Regions from separate parts of the Mus musculus genome. Here region 1 is linked to region 2. Evidence: chromatin loops called from intact Hi-C (ENCODE). Cell type or tissue: left cerebral cortex. All regions are shown on one strand. Links, peaks and the distances in the headings refer to the core of each region. The heading gives the core; the rest is flanking DNA. Region 1 holds the start of Spop (speckle-type BTB/POZ protein). Region 2 overlaps Spop (speckle-type BTB/POZ protein).

Evidence for each region. Peaks named below come from ENCODE experiments on the same cell type or tissue, not always from the same donor. Only the 100,000 strongest peaks of a DNase experiment are listed, where the experiment ranks them.
Region 1: a loop joins it to region 2, with 1.9 times the contacts of the local background. A loop is called at or near these places in 3 of 42 quality-filtered maps.

What each region holds. Positions count from the first base shown.
Region 1 is chr11:95,408,868-95,420,966 of GRCm38, forward strand. Spop (speckle-type BTB/POZ protein) reads left to right here and starts at 5,216. Exons shown (of 10, transcript NM_001359107.1): 1 at 5,216-5,537. In left cerebral cortex, for the core only: a CTCF peak has its summit at 5,827; DNase peaks (open chromatin) are centred at 5,158, 5,443 and 5,866; H3K4me3 peaks cover 2,296 bases; H3K27ac peaks cover 2,245 bases.
Region 2 is chr11:95,465,403-95,477,166 of GRCm38, forward strand. It overlaps Spop (speckle-type BTB/POZ protein), which reads left to right. Exons shown (of 10, transcript NM_001359107.1): 2 at 5,120-5,263; 3 at 5,821-5,942; 4 at 8,829-8,980; 5 at 9,083-9,210. The coding sequence starts at 5,186. Among named protein-coding and RNA genes, the nearest start is that of Nxph3, 43 kb to the right of the region's middle. In left cerebral cortex, for the core only: no CTCF peak of the experiment used is centred there; a DNase peak (open chromatin) is centred at 11,159; H3K27ac peaks cover 895 bases.

The DNA.
Region 1 (12,099 bases), core at 1,758-9,757, 59 kb before region 2:
CTATGATTTAAATCTGCACTCTCCCTTCCTTTGTCTGCGGCCTTTTTTTGCCTGGCGCTCCACCTTTCTCCGTAGCAATGTTTCCCAGCCATTTTCTCAGGTTAAAAATTCAGAACTTCAATATCTATAAGCTTATTGAAATCAAATACTCAAGTAAGTACATCATTCCCAGCCTTTTGTTTTATTAAAGAGAGAAGTAAGATGACAGAATACCTTTTATATGCCAAGAGCTTTTGAACAAACACACCGTTCGGTGCTTTGTATATCCTGTGGTGCGTGGTCCATTTCACCAAGGAGATAGGCAGAGGTCCTGCTTCCTGTGAGTCCCTCGCCTCAAACATCATCTAGGAACAGGAGTGTGATCTGCCTCACACGCCACAGTGGGGAGGCCTCTCTTCATTGATCCCTTCATGGTCAGGGTCTCAGGAGTGACCTAGGGGTTGCCCAGATGGAATGCATCTCCCTAGGGATTGAGGTTTGCAATATAAAGCACAAAATGGGGGGGTGGGGGTGGATGGTGGGGGTGGGTGGGTGGAGATTTGGTATCCTTTGTAGGTTGATGTGTCTGATAGTGGCACTTAGCAGCAATGTTCTGAGGCTGGACCTCATTGGCACCAGTCTGAGGATGGTTCTTTTTACACCAGCCCTTGGTTTCCAGCTGAATTGTCAAATCAGACACTTGAGGCCCTGTCAGTATTTCTTTAGGAAATTCCAGTTCAGGTGGATAGAACCAGAGTTGGCACAGTTCCTGCAACCAAGTACTCTTATCAAAAAGTAAAGAAACTGGCTCCAAGTCACAGAGTTTGTTCAACTGGCAAGAGGCGGTGTTCTGGCAATGCTGTCTTTTTTTTATTTTTGTTTTTTTTTGTTTTTTTTCGAGACAGGGTTTCTCTGTGTAGCCCTGGCTGTCCTGGAACTCATTCTGTAGACCAGGCTGGCCTCGAACTCAGAAATCCCCCTGCCTCTGCCTCCCAAGTGCTGGGATTAAAGGCGTGCGCCACCACGCCGGGCACAATGCTGTCTTGTTTCCTTGATCCTGTGCTGCCTGGGGAATTCTACAAAAGGGCACCGCCTGGGTGCAGGGTTAAGCAGGGTACACATATGTGAATGGCAAGTGAAGAACATTTACCCCAAATCCATGCTCAATGACACATGCATAAACAAGCAAATCTACTCGTACCAGGGATGAGTTGTGTTCGAATATTATTTCACTTCATCCTCATCACTATGTACTAAGTTAGAAAACAGTGAGTCTTGGGAAGGGTTATCTATATTTATACCATAGAAAATGTTAGTGCTGGGTTTGAACTTGAGTCTGCAGAAAAGAAACATGCTGACTCATTAAGCCACAGCCTCACTGTGGAACTTTTTGTTTGTTTGTTTGTTTTTAAGATTTATTTATTTATTTTATGCACATGAATTCATTGTAGCTGTCTTCAAACACACCAGAAGAGAGCATCAGATCCCATTACAGATGGTTGTAAGCTACTAAGTGGGAGCTACTAATTTAACTTAGGACCTCTGAAAGAGCAGCTAGTGCTCTTAATTGTTGAGCCATCTCTCTTAATTGTTGAGCCATCTCGCCAGCTCCTTCACCTTGGAATTTAATCAACCAATTAACATGTTTCTATTGTCAGTTTTCTATTAGCCTTATAATGGCCCTAGAACAACACTATCAATGTGTTCTTGTTTTTTCTTTGTTTTTGTTCTTTTGTTTTGTTTTTTTCTTGTTTGTGATCTTACATCTGTGTCCTCGAATGTGTCACCTGTCTTTTTTGGGGAGCTGGACATTGTCAGGACACAGGACTGTATTCCCTACTGGTCTTCCCGTCTGTCTATCCATCTCTACAAAGGCATCTCTACAAAGACTCAAATATGGCAGATACCGGGCTTGGGCAGGATGGTGGATGGGTGGGATACAAAGCTGTCATTGAACCAACTGAAGAACTCTATAAAGGCAAGAGACTTAACTCCTTAAAGTGCTTACATCTAAAACAGTAGTTCATATTTCTCTTCAGGCTAGCCTGCCTCTACCTCCCCTATGGTGGTGGTGGGGGGGGCGGGGCGGGGCGGGAATCTGCCTTTGCTTATTGAACTGTTCAAGATCCATGCTGGCAAAATAAATAAACAACAGACATCTCAGGGTCTTTGGGGACAGATCCCTTGCCCAGACCTGGCTCATGACAGCCAATGAACATTTTGTCGTTTGTGTTTTGGATTAAGAAAATGAGTTCTGCATGTTTCCTAGTATCACAAGGAGCACTGAATTGAATTGGTGCCATTGTAAGCTTGATTGTTGTTGCATAGATAAAAGCCTCATTAAGTCCCTCACGAGGAGAGGAAAATTTTATTTTGAGGAGCAACGAGGGCTTCTTTGCTTGTTGTGGTTACAACAACAAAACATTAAATGGAGGAAATAATTAAATAACTGAACTTTTTTTTTCTTTACCCAAACCTTGTCAAGAGGCTGGGTGAGTTTTTAATTAGTGCTGCATTTTCAATAAATCCAGATCAGTACGTGGTACCGATTCTTTCCTGGATAAGGGAAAGATAATAATGAGAATCTTATTTTTCAGTCCCACACTAAAGGGATGCCTGGTATATTTAATCATGCTGTAGAAATCCTGGCAGCCTTCTCTGAGCCTGGCCTCTGCTCTAATTACATTTCTAGATTTTAGTAAATTGAAAGGGAAAATGTAGGAACAAAATAATTAAAACCGAAGAGGAAGTGCATATTAAAAAGGAGAAGCTGTTTAAAATTCTTACACGTAGTGCTTCCAAGGACATCCACAATCGCTTAATCAGCTCCACACCAAATCAAAGCCCTTTGTGCAGAGGCTGGAGGGATCATATCTCAGGTGGGCGGTGTGGTCCTCGCAGTAAAATGGGAGCCTCATTGCACAGAGCTACAGATGGCAATAGAACCTCTTATAGCCTTCCAGATCACTGGGGATTCAGACTGGGGTCTGGACAAGCTGCTGGCACATATTCCATACCCGGAGGAGCCCTCTCCCTCTCCCATATCCTGGGTAGAGTCTGGCTAAACTGTAAGGATTAGTCTCAATTGTAAGGAAGCTGAAACAGATGTCCAGATGTGTCTATTCTCCATAACCAACTCTTTCTGCACCTCTTCCCCATGCTCCTTTCTCAAGAGCCTCTCTCTCTCTCTCTCTCCCCCCCCCCCCCTCTCTCTGCTTCTCTGTGAAATCCTAAGTCAAGAGACTAGGTAACTAAACAGCCACGGTGTCACCAAGGGCTAGTGATTTGTAACTGGTTACTGAGTTACCCACGGGACAGCCATAATTTTTACAAGGAGCCAACACCTCTCTGGCTTCAGCTCAAGAGAGGAGGGTTTGTTGATAGTGACAGTAAATGAAATCTAATTGAAAAGTTTCAAGAATCTGCCTCAGGTGTCAAGAGCTCTTTCTGCTTTAGAGCCAAGCACACGGACCACATCAGTAGAGAATCTGGGCTCTCCAGTTCGTAAATAAACCATTTTGGTTGGGCAGAGTGGAACACCCTTTCAGTCTTAGTACTCAGAAGGTAGAGGCATAAGATCAGGAGCTCAAAGCCAGCCTCTGTTACGTAGTGAGCTGTGTGTGTGTGTGTGTGGGGGGGGGGGGGGGTCAGCCTGGACTGTGTGAGATCATCTCAAAACCCCAAACCCTCAAAATAAAGCAGAGAAAAAAAAAACCAATAAGAGCAATTTCATCTAGAATCTAGGTTGTGTAAGGCCCCAAGGGTTTGGAAGGTTTTGCTTATAATTCCTAGGATATTTCATATGGGGATTACGGGGTCTGCTTCTATACTTGAAAGTGGAAAGCCTCCCGGCACTGTCGGGGTTCTTTCCAAACCCAGTGGCTTGGTTCCTGGGCTGCCAGCCTTCCCTGCTGAACAGGCTCACCAGCCACTGGGTGCCAAGGAGCATGTGGCAAGAGATAGGAGCAGAGTCTCCTGGAGACTGTCCCAAGGCCTGGAAAGCAGTAGGGTGCCAGGAAGCAGCTCTCAATTAGGCTGCAACCCTGTTACCTCATGACCCACAGGGTCACTGGGTTGATCTCTCAGAGCTAGGTGTGTGCTTGATATGTGTATGCAAGAGGCAGTCTGCTTTTGCTTTTGAGAGCTTGATTCAGTAATAAAATATTTTCTTTTAAGTTTAAGGTAATCGAAGAATGTAACACAAAGATGACTGTTTTCTTCCAGGGCCAAGATGCTCTGAGACAATTCTACCCAACTCCAGAATCACTTTTGGTCCATGGGAGCTAAGACATGAGACAGACTGGGGACCCGGATGGCTTAGCCAAGGAATTGTCACAGAATCAGCTTCCTCTCCATTGGGTCTCTCTCTCTCTCTCTCTCTCTCTCTCTCTCTCTCTCTCTCTCTCTCACACACACACACACACACACACACACCCCTTCTGCCTTTCCCAGAAAGAACAGCTCTTTGGTTATTGTTGTCAAATGCTAATTTATTTAGTTTTCAAGACGCGGTATCACCTTGTAATTCTAGCTGACTGTGAACTCAGTAAGTAGACCAAGCTGGCCTTAAATTCACAGAGCTTCTCCTGCCTCTGCCTCCCGAGTTCTGGGGTTAAAGGTGTGCCTCACAGTACTCTAGCAAAGTACCTTATAAATGTTAGCATTTGCAGGCTAGGCTTATTGGACATGGATCTCTATGAATTTAAGGCCAGCCTGTCAACAAAGAGAGTGCTAGGTCAACCAATCCTATAGAGCAAGACCCTATTTCAAAAAATAAAACAAACTAAAACACATGTTAAAAGTTCTTTAAAAAGTATTTTAGCTGAGAGTTGCCTAAAAAAGAAAGTAAGAGCTAAGTCATCGGTAATCCACAAACTGCACAACTAGGTTTCAGTTGCGAAATGCCTGTTGCTGCTCCACCCACCCGGTCCCTGGATCTCAGCTTCCTTCCTCCATTCTGGCCTCGCACCTCAGCGCGAACTTCTGCGCGCTGCACGCGACCCCCTCCGAGTTCCCGCCTCTTTCCACTCTGGCTCCGCCTTCCGCCCAAATTCCCGGGCCCTGGCACCACCTCGCGACGCTTGCGCACTAGGGAAGGTAGGCGGAGTCTTAAAAGAGGAGGAGCTGGAGAGTCTTGAGCGGGACGGGGTGGGGCGGGGCAGGACGGGGCGGGGCGAGGCGGGGTGGGGCGGGGCGGGAAGCTGGGGGGAGGAGGCCGCGCGGGGTGGGGCCCGGCGGGTACGCGCTCGCTGCGTCGACGTGCTGACGACAGGACGCCCAGGCCGGTGTGTGTCGGTGTGTATGTGTGTGTGTGTGTGTGTGTATGTGTGTGTGTGTGTGTGTGTGTGGTGTGTGTGTGTGTGGTGTGTGTGTGTGTGTGGTGTGTGTGTGTGTATGTGTGTATGTGTGTGTGTGTATGTGTGTGTATGTGTTTGTATGTGTGTGCGCGCTCCAAGAGTGTATTTGTGTATCGGCGGTCCCGCAGGTCCCGGATGTTGCGGGCAGTATGAGGCGAGCGCAGGGGGACAGGGACCAGCAGCTGTCGCCGCCGTTCTCAGGTGAGTGTGTGTATGTGTGTGTCAAGAGTCGAAGAAGGGGTTGGCCTGTTGGGGTGCGGGGTTTTTCCTTGAGAAGTGACTAAACCCTCCCCCACAACACACACTTTTCCTAATGTACTATTCTCTGCCCCATTTCCTATGTTGGTTTCCTGGCCCGAGGAAGCCAGAGCCTAGTCAGCCGTCCGTTCTTCCTACCTCAAGCATTCTGGAAACACAAACGCGCCCCCTGCCTCCTGCCTCCCTCACCATCATATCCCCAACCCCATCCCCCTTGCCAAATAGTGAGCTGTCGCCTGCGGCGAGATGGGGAACTGCGCATGCTCGAATGTGAAGGAGCTCCGGGTGCCTGGTCGCTGCTTCAGGACGCATGCGCATTGCTGTTTTGCAGGGACCTGCGGGATAAAGAGCCCCTTGACCACGAGCCCGCCTTCTTCGCTAGACTTGCCACCCAATAGTGAGCTTGTCGCTCCGATCCGAGAGGGAGAATTTAAATTATGCGAGGGATTTAAGGACAAAGCACTATTTGCATCTGGTGTTGCCCTAGAGACTCCCAGGCTACCAACGCCTCCTAGAGCCAACGTGTCCCACGCTGACCCTTCTTTTTGAAACTTAACTGCTACTTCTACTTCTAGTATTACTTCCCTTTCCACCACTCCCGTCGTCATGCTGAAACCTTACTACAAACTTCCCCTAAGTTTAGGAGTAAGTCCAACTCGTTATTCTGGCAGGGGATTTTGATAGTCTTGTTAAAAAGGATTTGTTAAAAGGTCCATTAAAAAAGAAACTAAGGTGGGAATTTCTCTTTAGTAAAATTCTGAGTTGCCTTTACAGAGTAGCTAAGGAAGGGATAAGTGCCACACACAGACTTGAGGTAACAACAAAACAGAAATCAAGCTGTCAATCAGTAGCTTCATTTCAGCCCTTTTACTTAGTGGGACCTTTTTGGTTCATTGTGTGTGTGTGTGTAAGTTCTTCCATAGCGTTTCAGTTTAGTTATACATTTAGTTGTACAGTTTAGTTGTACATTCTGTGACAATATGGAAACAGGGGTAATCAGAAACAATTGAACAACTTGTCCAGAAGTATTAGTTTCAAATAATTTGAGCACTAATTCTTTCATATTGGCAAGTTCCAAAAAATTAAAATGAGGAACTTTACAAAAATATTCCAGTGACTTAGGTCCCAGAGTTTTAGCTGACAGACTGCAGTTGGTTCTTTAGTTTGGTGCTGTGCCATCCCTCTTAGAAACTTTGTCTTAGCTCTACCATGTAGGGAAAAAGATGTTTTATTTGTTTTTGATATAGTCAAGTTGTTATGTAGCCATGACTGGCATGGAATTCCCTATGAAGACCATGCTGGTCTCAAGACTGTATTCACAGAGATCTGCTTACCTCTGCCTCCCTAGTGCCAGGTATACATTTGGTCCCAAAGATAAACACTTTCTACTAGCAAAAAGTTTGCTGAATTGTATTGAAATGAATAGCTAACTTGTTGTTGGGTGGAGAGAATGGAAAAGGGAGGGGCATCTTTTGTTTTTCAGTTGTCTGGCTAACCTAATGTCTCATACTCTTGGGAGTGGGACATGAATCAGCCTTGTTTTGAAATTCCTTTTCCTTTGTGTTCTTTCTTTGGTATTCTCACAAGACATAATTTTGGTTGGCATTTTATCCCTAGAACCTCATGTTCTTGGTCTTGAAAGTGTATGAACACTTCTCACTTCCTCATTTAACTGGGCTTTATGTGGTTCAGTTGTCTGTCTATTGTGCTGTTTCCAGTTGCCATGTTGCACTTGGATCCAGAGGATGACACAGAGCAGCACAGGGGTTGGGGGCAGGGGCACATACATCATCCTGTGCTGGGAAAGAGCTGGATCCTCAGTCTCCCACCCCTACCCTCAGCCCTCAACATCCCCAGTAGTATAAGTTACTGTGTCAACTCCACATTTAGGATCAGGGCACTTGGCATCCTTTTGGTATTTTGGTGACTACACCTCTTAAAAAAGTTATTGCAGAGGCTAGTATGGTAGTGGGAAGAACTTTATGAGGTGTACGTCCTTGCCTGGATCAGGCTGTTGTAAAATCTAGAAGGGAAGCTAATGAGGTAATCCCTGTCTGTCTTCTCTGTAAGCTTTCTTCATTTGGATGCTTTGTTCTTATCTGGAAATGCTTTATCTCTGAATTCACTGAAAGCCTTATTTAAGTTTTTCCACGGTGCAAAAGCTTGGGATGCTTTTAGGATTAAGATAAGTTGTTCATTCATTCAGATTGGTACAGAAATTTGTTTAGAAATAAAAGGAAATACAAATGTTTAAAAAAAAAAACCAAAAAAAAATCAAAAAACCAAAAAAAAAAAACAAAAAAAAACCAAAAGCTCCACAGTGAGAATGCAAACCCTTCCATGGTTCTCCTGTCTGTCAAGTTTACCTTCTCAAAGGCAGCAGCTCCTCCTCCCAGCGTCAGTCCACACAGCACAGCACAGACGCAGACAGATCCTTTGGTTTCTGTTTTCCACAAATGATTAGACACTTTGTATATTTTTATTTTTTCAATTTACCTTGGTGATCATTTCATATAGTATGTGTAGTATCTCTTAAGTGACAAGGGTTGTACTGTATATGATATGCCGTTGTTCAACAAATTTAGTAAGCATTAGGGTTTCAAAGCCACAGTTCATTTTTTTATGTGTTCTGGTGTCTATTGGATTAGATTTTTTTGGCGAATGTACCAGATCAATGGGTGTATGCATTTTGAATGTTGGCAGTATTGTTGAGTTGTTTTCTACAGAGGTGTATGAATTTATATTATTGCCAACAGCTCGTCTGTGTGTTTCCTACTCTACACTTTCATAATTTAAAAATCTTATAGTGTTTTCTCTGAAATTTTAAGTTCATTATATAGTTTCATAAATTTCCTTACACCAAGGAGTTGTGGACAGACTGTCACCGTTTTGTAAGTCAGGAGTCTTAGAGGTACTCTTTCATGAAAGAGTGATGCCGTAGGAACAAAGACATACGCTGTGTTACAGCAGACTCAGGGCAGTTCTAGGAAGGCCTATGAGACCTGGATCCTAGGGTTCTCCTCTTCACTTTCAGTTCTAGTTTCTTTGTGTGGAACTCCAAAAGCTTATGTAACGTTTTTTGCGATATCATTTTGGTAGCTTTGAGCAAAGGCAAGTGAGCTGCTTTTTGTTGAGTTGAAAAGGTAACTCAGTGGCTAAGATAAGTGTCTCTTTTCTCCACCAGAATGTTGGCCTTAGCAGTCTTCTGACTGCAGAATGCCTTATTATGAGCTGTAAAGAAAGAGAAAAGGCTGGGTATGGTGGAGCACACCTTTAATCCCAGTACTCAAGAGGCAGAGGCAGGCAGATGGATGTGGGTTTAAGGCCAGCCAGAACTTTATAGTGAGACCCCGCACCCCTCCCAGAGCCAGTCTCCCCCAAAAGAAAGAATGAATGAATGAACGAAGAGATGTCTGTACCTGAAGGAGATTGTGATCTTACCAGATGTACTGACTATGTGAAATAGAAGTCATAAAATAAAAGTAAATAATACTATGCCCGTCTTCTACTCTGAGAAGACCTGAGAGGAGTGACAAAGGACTGAAAGAGAGTTAGTTTGGGAGGGCTTTCTGGAGGAAGTGTGTGCTGAGGTGTGTGTTTGTTTTTCTTCAACTATTGAACGTTCAAACATACAGAAAAGTAGAAATGTACAGTTATTATCCTTCTGTCTACCACTTTAATTGTTCACACTTGCTGTATTATAAAAAGTATACGTGCTATACATGTTAGGATGTATAATGTTCAAACTTTTCTATATTTCAGATATATTCCAACCTTTAGATGAAATACATTGTTTTACTCAGTTGTTCTTACAGTGTTTGTGACAAGGCAATTTGAGTAATTTTAAATTTTATTTTATATTTTGAGACAAGGTGTAGCCCTGGCTGGCCTAAAGTTTACTTTGTAGACCAAGCTGGCCTCAAATTCATAGACAGCCACCTGCCTCTGCCCCTCAAGTTCTGGGATCAAAGGTGAGTACCCCTGTACCTACCATTGTTTGTCTTTTTCCCCTTCAAACACATCTCTGGTTTCAGAACTGTTTGAAGCTACTCAGGATTAGTGGCTTTTGTGTTTTGAAGCAGCCAGGCCAGGCCATCTGTGTTCTAGTGTACATCACCTCTTAGAATTTCCTGATTATTTTCTTGGTTTTAGTAATTTGCTCTTTTTTTTTTTTTTTTTAAGACAGGGTTTCTCTGTGTAGCAACTCACTTTGTAGACCAGGCTGACCTCGAACTCAGAGATCTGCCTGCCTCTGCCTCCCAAGTGCTGGGATTAAAGGCATGCGCCACCACTGCCCGGCTAGTTGTATGTTTTAAGGTGATGAAGCTCAGACTTTTCAATGAAATTTCTTCCTTCTATAACTAGCAGATAGTCTTTAGAATGGTCCCATTCTGGCTACTGTTACTTTCCTAGTAGCCTCTTTCCTAATGTGATGGCCTTCCCTTTCTCAATTAAGTAGTTGTAAAATGGTGATTTAAAACATTCTGCCATTCTTTTCCTTTGGCTAGTTTTTTATTTTCTATAAAACTTTCCCTTATCAGTTAGGAGGAAATTATAGTTTCTACAACAAAAGGTTGAGGTGAATCTTTCTTTCCATTCAATATTTTCTGAATAAGGAGGTGGTATAATAATTAATAGGCAGTTTAGAAAGGCTACTGACAAACAACAGTTCTGGGGATTTATTTAATGCCTGGAACATGAGAGGCAAGTAAGCACTCTACCTTGGGTTATCCCCGTAGCTCAAGCTGTCATCTTGACTGGTAGCAAATGAATAGTTGCTTTTTTTTCTGTTAGTATCATCTTGCACACATGGCTTTTAATGTATTGTGTCTTACCAACAGTTACAACGTTTTTTACGATGCACAAGATGTTCTCTATTTTGCCTCTGGAGTCCTCTCAGCTCAGCAATATGAGTGCATCCTTGCTTTCTGGCACAAGAAGTTTTTGGCTGTATTTTTTCTGTCCCACATGTGCAGTCCTTACTTTACCTTTCTTTCTTTCTTTCTTTCTTATTTTAAAAATTTTAACCCTATTTTTATTTTATGTGTATGGTGTTTGGCCTGTATGTATATCTGTGCACTGTGTGAACCCTTGGAGGCTAGAAGAAGAAATCTGAACAGTTATGAACTGCTATGTGGGTGCTGGGACTTGAACCTGGGTCCTCTAGAGGAGCAGCCAGTGTTCTTAGCCAATGAGCCATCTCTCTAGCCCCACACTTTACCTTTCTGCAGTTTCTCTTTTAGTAAATTAGGTTGTTTATTCCCTTTATGGGGCTCTGCAGCTAAGTTATGAAAAACAAAGTTGCCTTTATTTAACTCTGTATACCTAGTGTTTGATTCTCTGTGCTGCTGGCATTGCTAGGATCTAGATCTTAGAACTCACAACTTCTTTGTCTTGAATATTCTTTGTGAAGATAGGTAGTGTCCCAAGTGAAAGAATTGCTATATCCCACATGAACATAAAGTTGGCTATAGAAAATATTGGAGGTTCCCTCCCCTAGGGCAATGTTGCAATGTCACTTTTTTTCTGGGGTGAAATATAAGGAAATGAGGGCTGGGATGTAGCTCAGTTCTTAGAGTACTTACCTAGCATGTAGGAAGCCCTGGATGAGATTCCTAGCACCACCTAAACTGGGCTGCTGGCCCACACCTATGAGCCAAGCACTTGGGAGCTCAGAGCAGGAGGAACAGAAGTGTAAGGCATCCAATAGCTACATAGGGAGTTTGTCGCCCAGCTTTGTGGAGCATGTGCTGTTCTAGCGTTATATAAAAGAGGTCGCCGGGCGTGGTGGCGCACGCCTTTAATCCCAGCACTCGGGAGGCAGAGGCAGGTGGATTTCTGAGTTCGAGGCCAGCCTGGTCTACAAAGTGAGTTCCAGGACAGCCAGGGCTACACAGAGAAACCCTGTCTCGAAAAACCAAAAAAAATAAAAAAGTAAAAAGAGGTCTTTGTGGGGATGTGCGTGAATATTTGCTTTGCTTTCCTTCTCCTCAGTTAAAGCATTCCTTTTAAAATGTCCACGTATATTTCTCTACATGAATGTTATGTAAGATTCTGCTGTTACAGCATATTTTTCATTATCATTAGATTTTCATCTTTTAAAAAGGAGCAAGACAAATTGTTCTTAATTAGGGAAATTTTTCAGCCAAACCATGACCTCTGATTCCCAGCTGTCTTAACTCAGGGTCTGGAACATTGCTGCACCCTGTGATACTGTGTACTGTAGACTTAGGAAAAATGTCTGCTCATCTGAGTGCTTTTTGCAACTCTGTCACACTAATGAAGGCTAATTTGTAGCTGGTCCTAGGATCTAGACTAATTCTTGCCTTAGTAAAAAATGTTTAATGAGATGTTTCCTGGGCTGGTGAGATGGCTCAGTGGGTAAGAGCACCCGACTGCTCTTCCGAAGGTCCAGAGTTCAAATCCCAGCAACCACATGGTGGCTCAAACCATCTGTAACAAGATCTGACGCCCTCTTCTGGAGTGTCTGAGGACAGCTACAGTG
Region 2 (11,764 bases), core at 3,765-11,764:
TATTTCTTTTAAATTTTTTTTTATTTTAATTTTTAAAATAATAGACTAACAAAATAATAGACTAAAATAGCCACTCAAACAAATACTTGCTCAACCCCAACAAAATAGCATTTCTTTATTCCTGGTCATAATGGAGTAATAGTCAGTGGAAAGAAACTAATGAATTAATAGAATGTCATTTGAAAAAATATGTCTTTTTCCTAGACTTTTAAATTTTGTACTTGTTAAAGCAATGGGTATTGAACCTAGCAAACACTCTACTACTCAGCTACATCCCCAGCCCTCTAAAATGTTAGATGAATTTGAAAGTTAAAAAACCAAACAACTTCAAAATAAGTTTAGATCAGTATTTTGTGATGACTCAATGTGGAGTGTAGCCTTCAACACACACCTTATGAGCCGAGTTTTAAGCTGTTAACTCACATGTAAAATTCACCTTTTCATTGCTGCACTGCCCAGAAGTAGGAAATTGGAAGCTTCAGTCTAGGCAGCAATGATAACTGGGATTTGTAAAACTAGTTACTAGACCAATGAGCCTGTGAAACCAGGTCTTATGACTTAAACAAGCAGGTGAATGCAGTGGTTTGAAAGATTAAATGAAACAGTATTCCATGTATATAAGACACTTAACTTCATCTGTGAGGGCAAATAACGCTTTAGTTAAAAATGCTTCTAGGGTAGTGCTTGTGACCAATGGAACATTCAGTTACATTTATAAGTATATTAATTCTGGATAGGTACAAATATGTCCTATTAATCCTGCGAATGCTATCCCTAGCAAATGTTTGTGAGTTGAATTATTTCTGGATGATTCTGTCGTTATTCATTTATATCATCCTCTACCAGGATTTTAAGCAGACTGAAAAAATACTTGGGCGACAGCTTAGTCAGTAAACATGCACATAAATACGAAGGCCTGAGTCTGACCCCAGCACCCATGCAAAGCCTGGATGGGTAATGTCTGTAGTCCCAGCACTGTGGAAGCGGAGACAAGAGGAGCCTGGAGCCTGGGACTCTGGACAGCTAGCCTAGCTGAATCTCTGAGCTCTAGTTTCAAGGAGAAATCCTGTCTCAAAAAATAAAGTGGAAAGCCATAGAAAAAGACACTCTACATCATCTTCTGCTGTGTGTGTGGGAACACACATGCACAAGATAAAAGCTCAGCTGGTAGTGGTGGCGCACACCTTTAATCCCAGCACTTGGCAGAGTGAGGAGTATTTCTGTGAGTTCGAGGCCCACCTAGTCTACAGAGTGAGTTCCAGGACAGCCATGGCTACACACAGAGAAACCCTGTTTCAACAAACAAACAAACAACAACAACAACAACAACAACAACTACTACTACTACTTCTTCTTCTTCTTCTTCTTCTTCTTCTTCTTCTTCTTCTCTCTCTCTCTCTCTCTCTCTCTCTCTCTATATATATATATATATATATATATATATATCTTTGTGAATTATAGCAAAGAGACAAAAGAAAATGCATGAAATTGAAACTAACGTAGAGTGAATGTGTGATTACATATAAAGCAGCACTTATAGAGCAGGAATATAAACATGTCATTTTAGGAGACGTGTCAAAAATTTTTGTCTTACAGCTTCTAAGTAGCCAGGCAAAAACGACAGATAGCACCATATTGGTGAGATAGCCCAGCAGGTAAAGCACTTCCTGACCACCTGAATCGAGTCCTTGAAATCTATGCAGAAGGGAGAAGAGAGAACTAATGCTAAAGAGTAAAGAGCTGTCCTCCACATTCATAGCATGGCATGTGCTCACACACACACATAATACACACACAATCAGTAAAGAGTTGTCCTCTAACTTCCACATACATAGCATGGCATGTGCTCACACACACACACAATACACACACCATCATCATTTTAAAAATTACTTAAGCCAAACAGTTTGGCTTAAATCAAACAATAGTAGGTACTCAAGCAACTGTTATCTCTAAGATTTGTGTTGTTTTATTTGCTTTCTAGCATCCTTATTATAAAGTAAACAGGCTGCTCTTCCTGAGGACCCAGGTTCAATTCCCTGCACCCACATAGCAACTGTCATAACTCCAGCTCCAGGGTTTTCTTCAGGCCCTTGTGGGCTAGGCACATATGTACACACATACACATATAAGGCAAAGTACCTACATACAGAGAATAAAAATAAATGTTTAAGAACAAAAACATGAGAGACAAAGTTAAAGTGTCTTCTCTATTCTTTTCTGTTTGTTTTTGTTTTCTTTTTTTTTTGAGACAGGGTTTCTCTTTGTAGACCAGGCTGGCCTCGAACTCAGAAATCCACCTGCCTCTGCCTCCCGAGTGCTGGGATTAAAGGTGTGCTCCACCACCACCTCCCTGCTGCTTTCTAGCTTTTTACTGTTGCAGTGTCCGTTGGTACTCTAGTTCATGTCTTGTTCATAAGTGCAGAATTTCTCTAGGCTAGTGGTACCCAGTGTGGTTCCAGAACTAGCACAGTAGGATTACCAAGGACCTTGCTAGAAATGCAGTCTCTTGGGCCCATCCCAAATTGCTGACTCAGAAGCTTGGGGGGTAGGATCAACATTCTTAAGAGGTAATTCTGTTGCTTTCCAAATTTGGCAATCCCTGCTGCAGTATGCATTCTGTTCAAAGTGGAAGTGCTAAGTTCTGTGATATGTGTACTTTAAACTTTGCTAGATATGACCAAATTCCTACACATACAGTATAATTCTTGATCCACTGTCTCACCAACAGTGTGAGAGTTTCTGTGTCTATCCTTTATCTCTGTAACTTTGCATCCTTTGACGTACTTTATTTGTTTGCTTGCTTGTTTGTTTTGAGAAATGGGGTCTCATTGTTTAGCCATGGCTGACCTATAACTTTCTATGTCGATCCAGTTAGCCTTGTACTCACAGAGATCTGCTCTTGTGAACCCCAAATGCTAGGATTCAATTATGTACAAGTGTCCCTGGCCTAACTTACATTGTTATGCTTCTGTGGGGATGTCATGCGTGTGCCACAACACACGGTGGACTGAGGACAGTTTGTAGGGCTTGTCTCTTCCCTTCTATGTTGTGGATCCCAGGTCAGTAGACTTGATGGCAAGCACCTTTTCCTGCAGAGCCATTATGCTAGTCCATCACTTACATTTTTTAAAATAATTTTGAGTTGGATTTTATTGTTAGTGGTACATCCCACACAGGTAGGTATATAGCAGCTATTTAAAAGGGGACTATGAGAAAGGTATAAAGAGACTTGGAAATGTTTGTATATTGACTGAAATTTGATATTGTTGAAATGATTGATCTCCATAAGAATGTAAATCAAGAAATGATTGAGCTGTGCAGTGGTGGCATACACCTTTAATCCCAGCACTCGCCTTTAATCCCAGCACTTGGGAGGCAGAGGCAGGTGGATTTCTGAGTTTGAGGCCAGCCTGGTCTACAGAGTGAGTTCCAGGACAGCCAGGGCTATACAGAGAAACCCTGTCTCAGAAAACCAAAAAAAAAAAAGAAAAAAAAGAAAAAAAGAAAAAAACCAAAAAGAAAGAGAAAAAAAGAAAAGAAAAAGATTGAGAATTAAAGTATGGGGAGTGATCGTGAACAAAGACAGTCCAATAAAACCTGAGGAAGATTGCATGTGGTGGCGCTTGCTTTTCATTCCAGTTGGAGGTGAGAGAAAGAGAGCAAGGGAAGGGAAGGGAAATTGAGATTGAGGAGCTATTAGCAGAGAAAGCAAGAAAAATTTAGAGAGTCAGGTAAAAACTTGACTTGGTGTTGTGGAGAAAGGAACACATCTAAGGGAGGTGTAAAAATGCTGCCCTTTAAGAGAGCAGCTGGCAGAGGAGTGGAACAGAAGGCTGTTCTTAACTTTGTAGGGAGGCACAGGAGACCAGGAAAATTGGAGGGTAGGGTACCAAGGTCATTTATTTCCTTCCTTCCTTCCTTCCTTCCTTCCTTCCTTTCTTTCTTTCTTTCTTTCTTAAGATTTATTTATTTATTTATTTTATGCATATGAGTACACTGTAGCTGTACAGACAGTTGTAAGCCATCATGTGGTTGCTGGGAATTGAACTCAGGGCCGCTGCTTGCTCTGGGCCCTGCTCGCTCCAGCCAAAGATTTATTCATTATTATATATAAGTAATGCAAAGGACGTCAGATCTCATTACGGGTGGTTGTGAGCCACCATGTGGTTGCTGGGATTTGAACTCAGGACCTTGAGAAGAGCAGTCAGTGCTCTTAACCTTAGCTGAGCCATCTCTCCAGCCCCCAAAGTCATTTTCAATGGGAGTGTTTGTGTCCTAAGAGCAGGTTCTGGTGACAAGGAGGTATCTAGTATTAACCGTGTTATCTGTCTATCAAGCAGCCTTTTTAGAAATCCGCTTTAATATATCCTTTAATTAAGTTTGTCTCGATTTGTTTTTCCAGACAGAGTTTCACTGTGTAGCCTTGGCTATGCTGAAATTCACCTTGTAGAACCAGGCTGTCCTTGAACTCACAGAGATATGCCTACTTTTACTTCCTGAATGCTGGGATTAAAGGTGTACATCGCCATACCCAGCTAATTTATCTCTTGCTGTTGTTTTATTTTACTCTGTAGCATATGTTGGCTTGATACTGGCTGTGTAGACTAGGTTGGCCTCAAATTCAAGAGATCCACCAGCCTCTGTTTCCAGAGTGCTGGGATGAAAGGTACATGTGCCACCCTGCCCAGCTGGGTTTTTCTTTTTCTTCTTAAACATGATGTTGAACATTATGAATAAGGGCAAGGCACAGTAATGGAATTTTATTTATTCAGTTCATTCATTTATTTGAGACACAGTTTCATGTCGCACTGGCTGGCCTGGAACTTGCTGTGCACCGCTCTGAGTCACAGAGATCTACCTTAGTCGGCCTCCTGAGGGCTGGGATTAGAGGATTAGAGGTGTAAGCCACCATGCCTGGACAATAATGTAATTTTGCCCAGGAGACAACATGGTCTTCTCTGAAGTTAGTTTTTAAATCGGGATAAATTGTTTCAACAGGCCACAAAGTTTTCAGTCTCTTAGAAGATTAAACAAATCATAGGACAATAGAGGGAAAGGAGAAAGTAATCAATTTTTAAAAGTTTAATAAGTCTTTTTAATTATTGGGTCTTACCAGGGTGAAGAAAAACCAGAAACCTTTGCCCCCTGACTTTGGAGACTCAGTTTAACCTTCAAACTGGCGATGTCAAGGGTTCCAAGTCCTCCACCTCCGGCAGAAATGTCGAGTGGTCCCGTTGCCGAGAGCTGGTGCTATACACAGGTAAGCTCGGGAGGCTGCTGGGCAGAAGCACCACACTCACGTTCTTGCTCTTGAGGTTCCTAGTGTCTCTGGCAAACAGCACAAGATGAGGACCTTATTGGCCTTGTTTTTCTGACATAGAACCTGAATCCCCAAGGCTAGTGGTTTTCCATGGTAGTTGAAGGGGAATCTTTGCCCGAATCCTTTACATCCTCCTTGATGGGGCTGTGTTCTAAAGCCTGGAACAGTGTTTGAGATCCTCAGCCCCAGGATGGCATCAGCATCTCAGCTACGGGCTTGTTTAGGACCCCAGAGCTTTAGACTTCCCCTACCCTGTCCGTGGTTTGTTCTTACTGCTGCTGTTCTTTCCGGCACTTGGGTTCTCTCACTTCCCTCCAGTGTTTTCAGAAGGTGAAAAGTTATAAAACAGTCGGTCACTGAGACTTCTTTAATTTCTTTTAATGAACTGATTGATATCTTCCTGTGGGGCTAAGGGAAGGATACTTGTCTGGTTTACAGCCTGTTTTTCCCAGGTTGCCCGGATCCTATTTAATTCCTTCCTAATTTTCTATCAACAGATCAAGGTAGTGAAGTTCTCCTACATGTGGACCATCAATAACTTTAGTTTTTGCCGGGAGGAAATGGGTGAAGTCATAAAAAGTTCAACTTTTTCATCAGGAGCCAATGATAAACTGAAATGGTGAGGAAGAACACCTCTAGGTGTAAACTTTTTCTATAAGTTGCCTGTTTTGCTTGGTTTGAATAGGATATGGATAGAATGTAATTTCTTAAAGGCGGGGACCTTACTTTCTTATTCCCATTGTCTAGAATAGTTGCAGGTATGGTATGTACTCACAAACAAATGGTTGAAATAATTTAATGAGTTTAGTATATTTAGCAAACTCAAGTTGTATAGGATGATGTAAATGAATAAAGAGGGCAGGTGGTACCTGAGGAGTTTGATCCCTGGAGCCCACACTGTGCAAGGAAAAGAACTGGTTCTGTAAGTTGTCCTTTGACCTCCACACTTGAGCCATGGCACTTAGGGGAACACTTATGGACACACAAAAGAATTCATAACTATAATTTGAATGTTTTAAAGGACTGCTAAAGGGCTGGCCCTGTAGCTCAGCAGCAGCGTGCTCACCTAGCGTGTGTGAAGATCTAGGGTTAGTTCTTGGCACTGCAGTAAGTATATGAAGGACTGGTAACAACCCAGCTCTAGCCCATCAGGGCTGTGTGTGGAGAAAGGCCTACTATCATCCGGTTTGTTTGTTTGTTTTTGTTTTTTCAAGAAAAGCAAAACGTCTAATTTTTGTGACTTTTTGTTTGTGTTGAGATGTGGTCTCACTATAGTATTGGCTGGCCTGAAACCCAACATGTAAGCCAGATTGACTTTGACTCACAGAGATAGATCCACCTGCCTCTGCTTCAGGAGAGCTAAGATTAAAGGTGTGTGTCATTGCCTCTGGCAGTACATCTAAAGGTTTTTAACTTAAAATCTTGACTTTGAAGTTTTCTGCACACATATAAAGACTTAGACTCCATCTCCAGAACTCATAGATGGGGTGTGGTGGTAGATAGTTGAAATCCTGCCACTCAGAGGAGAGAGTTCAAGGGTAAGCTGGGTATGCTGGTGCATGCCTTTCATCTCCATACTGGAGAGGTGGAATTGGGGGAGTTGGGGGAGGGGAGGTGGATCTCTGGATTCAAGGACAACCTAGTCTAAATAGCAAGTTCCACGGTAGCCAGGGTTACATAATGAGACTCTTTCTCAAAAAGGAGAACAGGGCAATGGTTCAAGGTCATCCTTACTATATAGGGAGTTTGAGGCCAGCCTGGACCACATAAGATCCTGTCTCAAATAATAATAATAAAATAATAATAATAATAGTAACTTACTTTTAAGCAATAAAGAACATTTCTTTGGCTTTGTAACTGGCAGGGTAGAGATAAGCTTCTTCCAGGAGACACATTATTACACTGCAGACCTCGTTTTCATGGTATAAATGTCTTAAGTGTAGCTTCCCTATGCTTGAAGTAACAATGTGTATATCTGCCACATGCCAGTAAATCTTTGAGCTTTCTCTGAATTAGCTGTATAGTCAAGCGTGTGCCATTCATGTACTGAATGGGTTAAGTCTGGGATTCCTGAACTTAGAACCTATTGCCAGGTGAATATGATCGGGGTGTGAGGATTAATGCCTTCTAAGCCAAGTATCATCTTGAGGTATAGGAGCAGGTGGTTAAGGCTGCAACCATATGTCCCCAGCAAAGATCAAAACATTTTGTCTCTGAACTACCACTTTGATCTCTGATAACCCTCTGAAGATTTTATTAATTTAATATTGGTTGACTTTGTACATTAAGTGGCAGACTACTTACTGAGTGAAATGTTTGTTCTAGGCATATATTTAAATCTCTCTAGCATCTTGTACCGTGATATATATAGCATCTGTACTCCCTAGAGAGGCACTGGATTAGACCACCTGTTTGAGAGAAGTGACACAACCTTGGCAAGGCCTGAAGATACATGTGACTTGTGCTCTATGGTGGTAAAGCAGTGTCTGAACTACATGCATTTCAGCTAATGACATTTACAACTTAACTCAGTTGAACCTATTAAGTTCTGTGTCTAAATTCTGTTTTGAATCATCCTTAACAGATTGGCATCTCAAACTCTTACTTAGAAGCGAAGCTTGGAACATTCCCCTGTAGAATAAGTTTTACTTTTATCTGTGCTTCTTCGACAATACCTCTGTTATTTTAAATCTTAAAATATAGTTGCTGGGGGTTAGAGGTATGGCTCAGCAGGTAAGAATACTTGCTGTTTTTGAAAAGAATCTGAGTTTACTTCCTAGCACACACATTGGATGGCTTATAACTAACTCCCTGACTCTAGTACTGGAGGGATCCCGTGTCTTTGCCACCACACATGTGACACAGACACACACATAAATACCTGCAAAGGTGTGTATCAGCCAGGCATGGTAACACATGTCTCTAATCCCAACACTTGGCAAGCAGAAGCAGGCAGATCTTTGTGAGTTCAAGGCCAGCCTGGTGTCCACAGCAGTTCTAGAAAAGCCAAGGTTATTTATGCAGAGAAACTTGCCTTGAACAAGGAATATGTATCATGTGCATACTTCTCCAGAATAGATTTTGTTCTCCCACAGTGTTACTAAAAGGCTCTTTGACTTTGAAAAAAAATTATTCCTCCATCATGAAAAACTAAGGGCTACCTTTTCTGAGTTTGAAGAATGAAAAACAAACTAATCTGAAATATTCTAAATATTTTAGGGTGAGACAGGTTAATGATTTGGCAATTGGTAAAGAAATGGCAGAGATGTAAGGGATGTGAACGCTCCGTGATTCTTGTCTGTTCTTTAAAAGTTGATTCAAATTGGTGGAGAAAAGTTGTTTTCAAGTTTCTATTGAGTCAGTCTCCTGGTGAGGGGCTTAGAGTTTAAAAAGCTAACAACAGTATCAGCAGGAACAAATCTTCCCCTCTGGGTTCTCATGTTCGTGTTGGGCTGCAGGAGCCATAAGGGTTCTTTTGATGCACATTTCTTTCTATGATGAGCAGGTGTTTGCGAGTAAACCCGAAAGGGCTAGATGAAGAAAGCAAAGATTACCTGTCGCTTTACCTGTTGTTGGTCAGCTGTCCAAAGAGTGAAGTTCGGGCAAAGTTCAAGTTCTCCATCCTGAATGCCAAGGGAGAAGAAACCAAAGCTATGGGTAAATGTTCTCTACTTTCACATCAGTCCTGACATACACCGACGCGTTGTAGATTCGGGCTGGTCTTTGTGTAACTAAATATGACTTTCTTTTCTATCCCAGAGAGTCAGCGAGCTTATAGGTTCGTGCAAGGCAAAGACTGGGGATTCAAAAAATTCATCCGCAGAGATTTTCTCTTGGACGAGGCCAATGGGCTTCTCCCTGATGACAAGCTCACCCTCTTCTGTGAGGTGAGTCCTTTTGCCCTACTTTGAGACTGGCAATTCCCTGACCTGATGTGTTTTGGTGGATTTAATTGTATTGTGTCAAGGATGTGGAATGAGAAAAATCCCCAAGGGGAGTGGTTCTGTACAAATGTTCTTTATGTGGCTGATTGAGCTGCCTATGATTTCAAGGTTGCTGGGCACCTGAGCTCTCCACTCGTTACTTTCATAAGAGCAAAGATTGTAGCTGTCAGTTTTGAGTTGCTTGAGTCCTCCCTTCTTTTCTTTTTTGAACTGTGGGTTTTTTCACATAGTATTTGGAAGGTCTGATGCTTCAAGCTGAGCAGTGGCCAGCAAGTGCAACTAAAGTTGTGTATCTGTTGCTTAAACTTCCTGGCTCCTTCTTAAGTGGCAAGTTTAGGTATGTTTAACTGTTGCTTGCTCTCCTTTTTTGCTCTCTGGACTTTGTAGGAGTTGAGTGTACATGGTTTGTCTTGCTGGAGTCATACAAAATTGAAAAGTGAAATTTGAAAGCTGTGGAAACTTGAAGCTTAGAGGGCGAGAGTTAGCTGTTACCAGATTGAGAGGTCAGTCTCTCTCACCAGAGGCCTAAGAGCCTTTGGAGAAACTTCTAAAAATTCCTTGACCCAAGATCTAATCGAAAGGGGGTTTTTAATATGGTTACTGAGTATTGCAATGAGCCAATTTATGCCATTTTCCATACAATTAGAAATGCAACTTGGGTAAATAAGTAAAAGTTTTATCCCGTAAACTAGAATATTAGTGTCCCTGTATATCTTATAGGCAGGGAACTGCTTCCTGAGAGTGAAACAAATAACCAGTGTACTCCGGAGGCAGAGTGCAGGCCAAGAGTCCCAACTGACAGCTAGCCCATGAAATAACAGGCTTACATTGTGAGTTAATGACTTTGTAAAGGCATATCACACCTGTGTAGTCCAGGAACTTGTCCCTTAGGAATCTTGCCCTTTTGTGAAAGAAGCATGGCTGGCAGTAACAGGCTTGTGGATGGTAACAAACACTGCTAACGATTAGAAAGCGTTGCACGCTAAAAAGGTAAAATTTAGTTTTCATGATAGCCATTCCTGTCCATTTTAATTGCAAAGTAACTGAGTGAAATGGTGGCGTATCAGTACCTATATAAATATATGAAATGTGGCAGTTGTTTGATGTTTAATGAACTTGAAGTGTGAGTTTCACGTTAGTCTTATTAGCTGCAAGTCATACTCACTTAGCTCAGTAGAACGACGAGAGTAACTCTATGGCGTTGTTTGAGGTTAGCTGTTGTATAAACAGCATCAGCTTCAATCTTTGCCTGTTACCTATCCTAGGGTTTTGTGGGGTGTTTGTTTGTTTAAAGGAGGTTTCTCTGTAGCCTGGGATGAACTGAAGCTCACTACTATCTTCCTGCCTAGCCTCCTAAGTGCTGAAGACTTGTGTTTCAAGGAAAACTTTCAGATTGTGGAAAATTCTAATTTTGTTGGAAACGGAAGCTAGCCTTCAAACGTCTCTGATGCGAGTCTTTAAACATTACCCGTGGCGTTTCAGGCAGTGCTGCACTTTATATTGTAGCATTTGCAGGTCTGCAGTGGGTCCATGTTTCTCTCATGTGCCTCCTCTTTCCCCACACTGTCCCAGCTGCTCCAACCCCTGGATTGTCATCGTGACTTGGAAATCGTTTGGCCTGCCCTTAACTTGGTTACTCTTATCCTATGGTTAGGTCTGAGGCTGAGTTCCAGCATTTTCTCCTCACTTCCCCATATGAAATTCTCTTAGGAGAAATCCTGTGGTTAAGTTTAGATTTGCCTTACTGACTTAGAAGGGAAGTGAGATGACACATTGGAGATGAGGAGATGTTGAACAGGGAAACGTCTGCTGAGTTCTGCTGATGCTGTGCTTTCTCGCCATAGAACCAGGTGTGCCATCTGTTCCGCTCACACTTCCCAGTTGGCCACAGGTGCCGAGTGTTGCTTCTCGTACTTGGTCTTGTGCCTAGTGAGACTCATTCCTGTTCCAAGGCTCTCTGTGGACTTAGTAGCATTCAACACTGCAAGACGGTTGCGTGGGGGTGTGTATGGGATGTGTGGGTTTTTAAAATGTCTGCAATTCATCCAAGTTCTTAGCACTTTTCACAGCTAAACCACTTTCCATTTAAGTCCTGTTCCTTTGACCTGTTTTCCCCTGTATCAGGGAATATTTATAAACAAGTTTATTTTAATTCATGTTTATATTTTATTTTCTATTTTAATTATTTCCTAATTAATTAGAGGCTTTTATGAAAGGATGTCCACATGGAAATTTAGTTGCAAATACCCACTATGCTACAATGCTCCCTCAGACTGTGCCCAGATACTTCTGTGCTATCCTGATGTGCACTAAGTGCAGCTGCTTCAAGGATTCTTGGTGCACCCAGCAGTCATAAGGGAATCCTAATGTTAAAGACTGAGAACCACACATGTGCGCATTTGGCCTTTATCTCAGTGGTATTACTTCGACTGAATGTTTAAATTAGATTGTAAACTGAATGTACCAGGTAGGTGGTCTTGTTTGTAATGTGCCACAC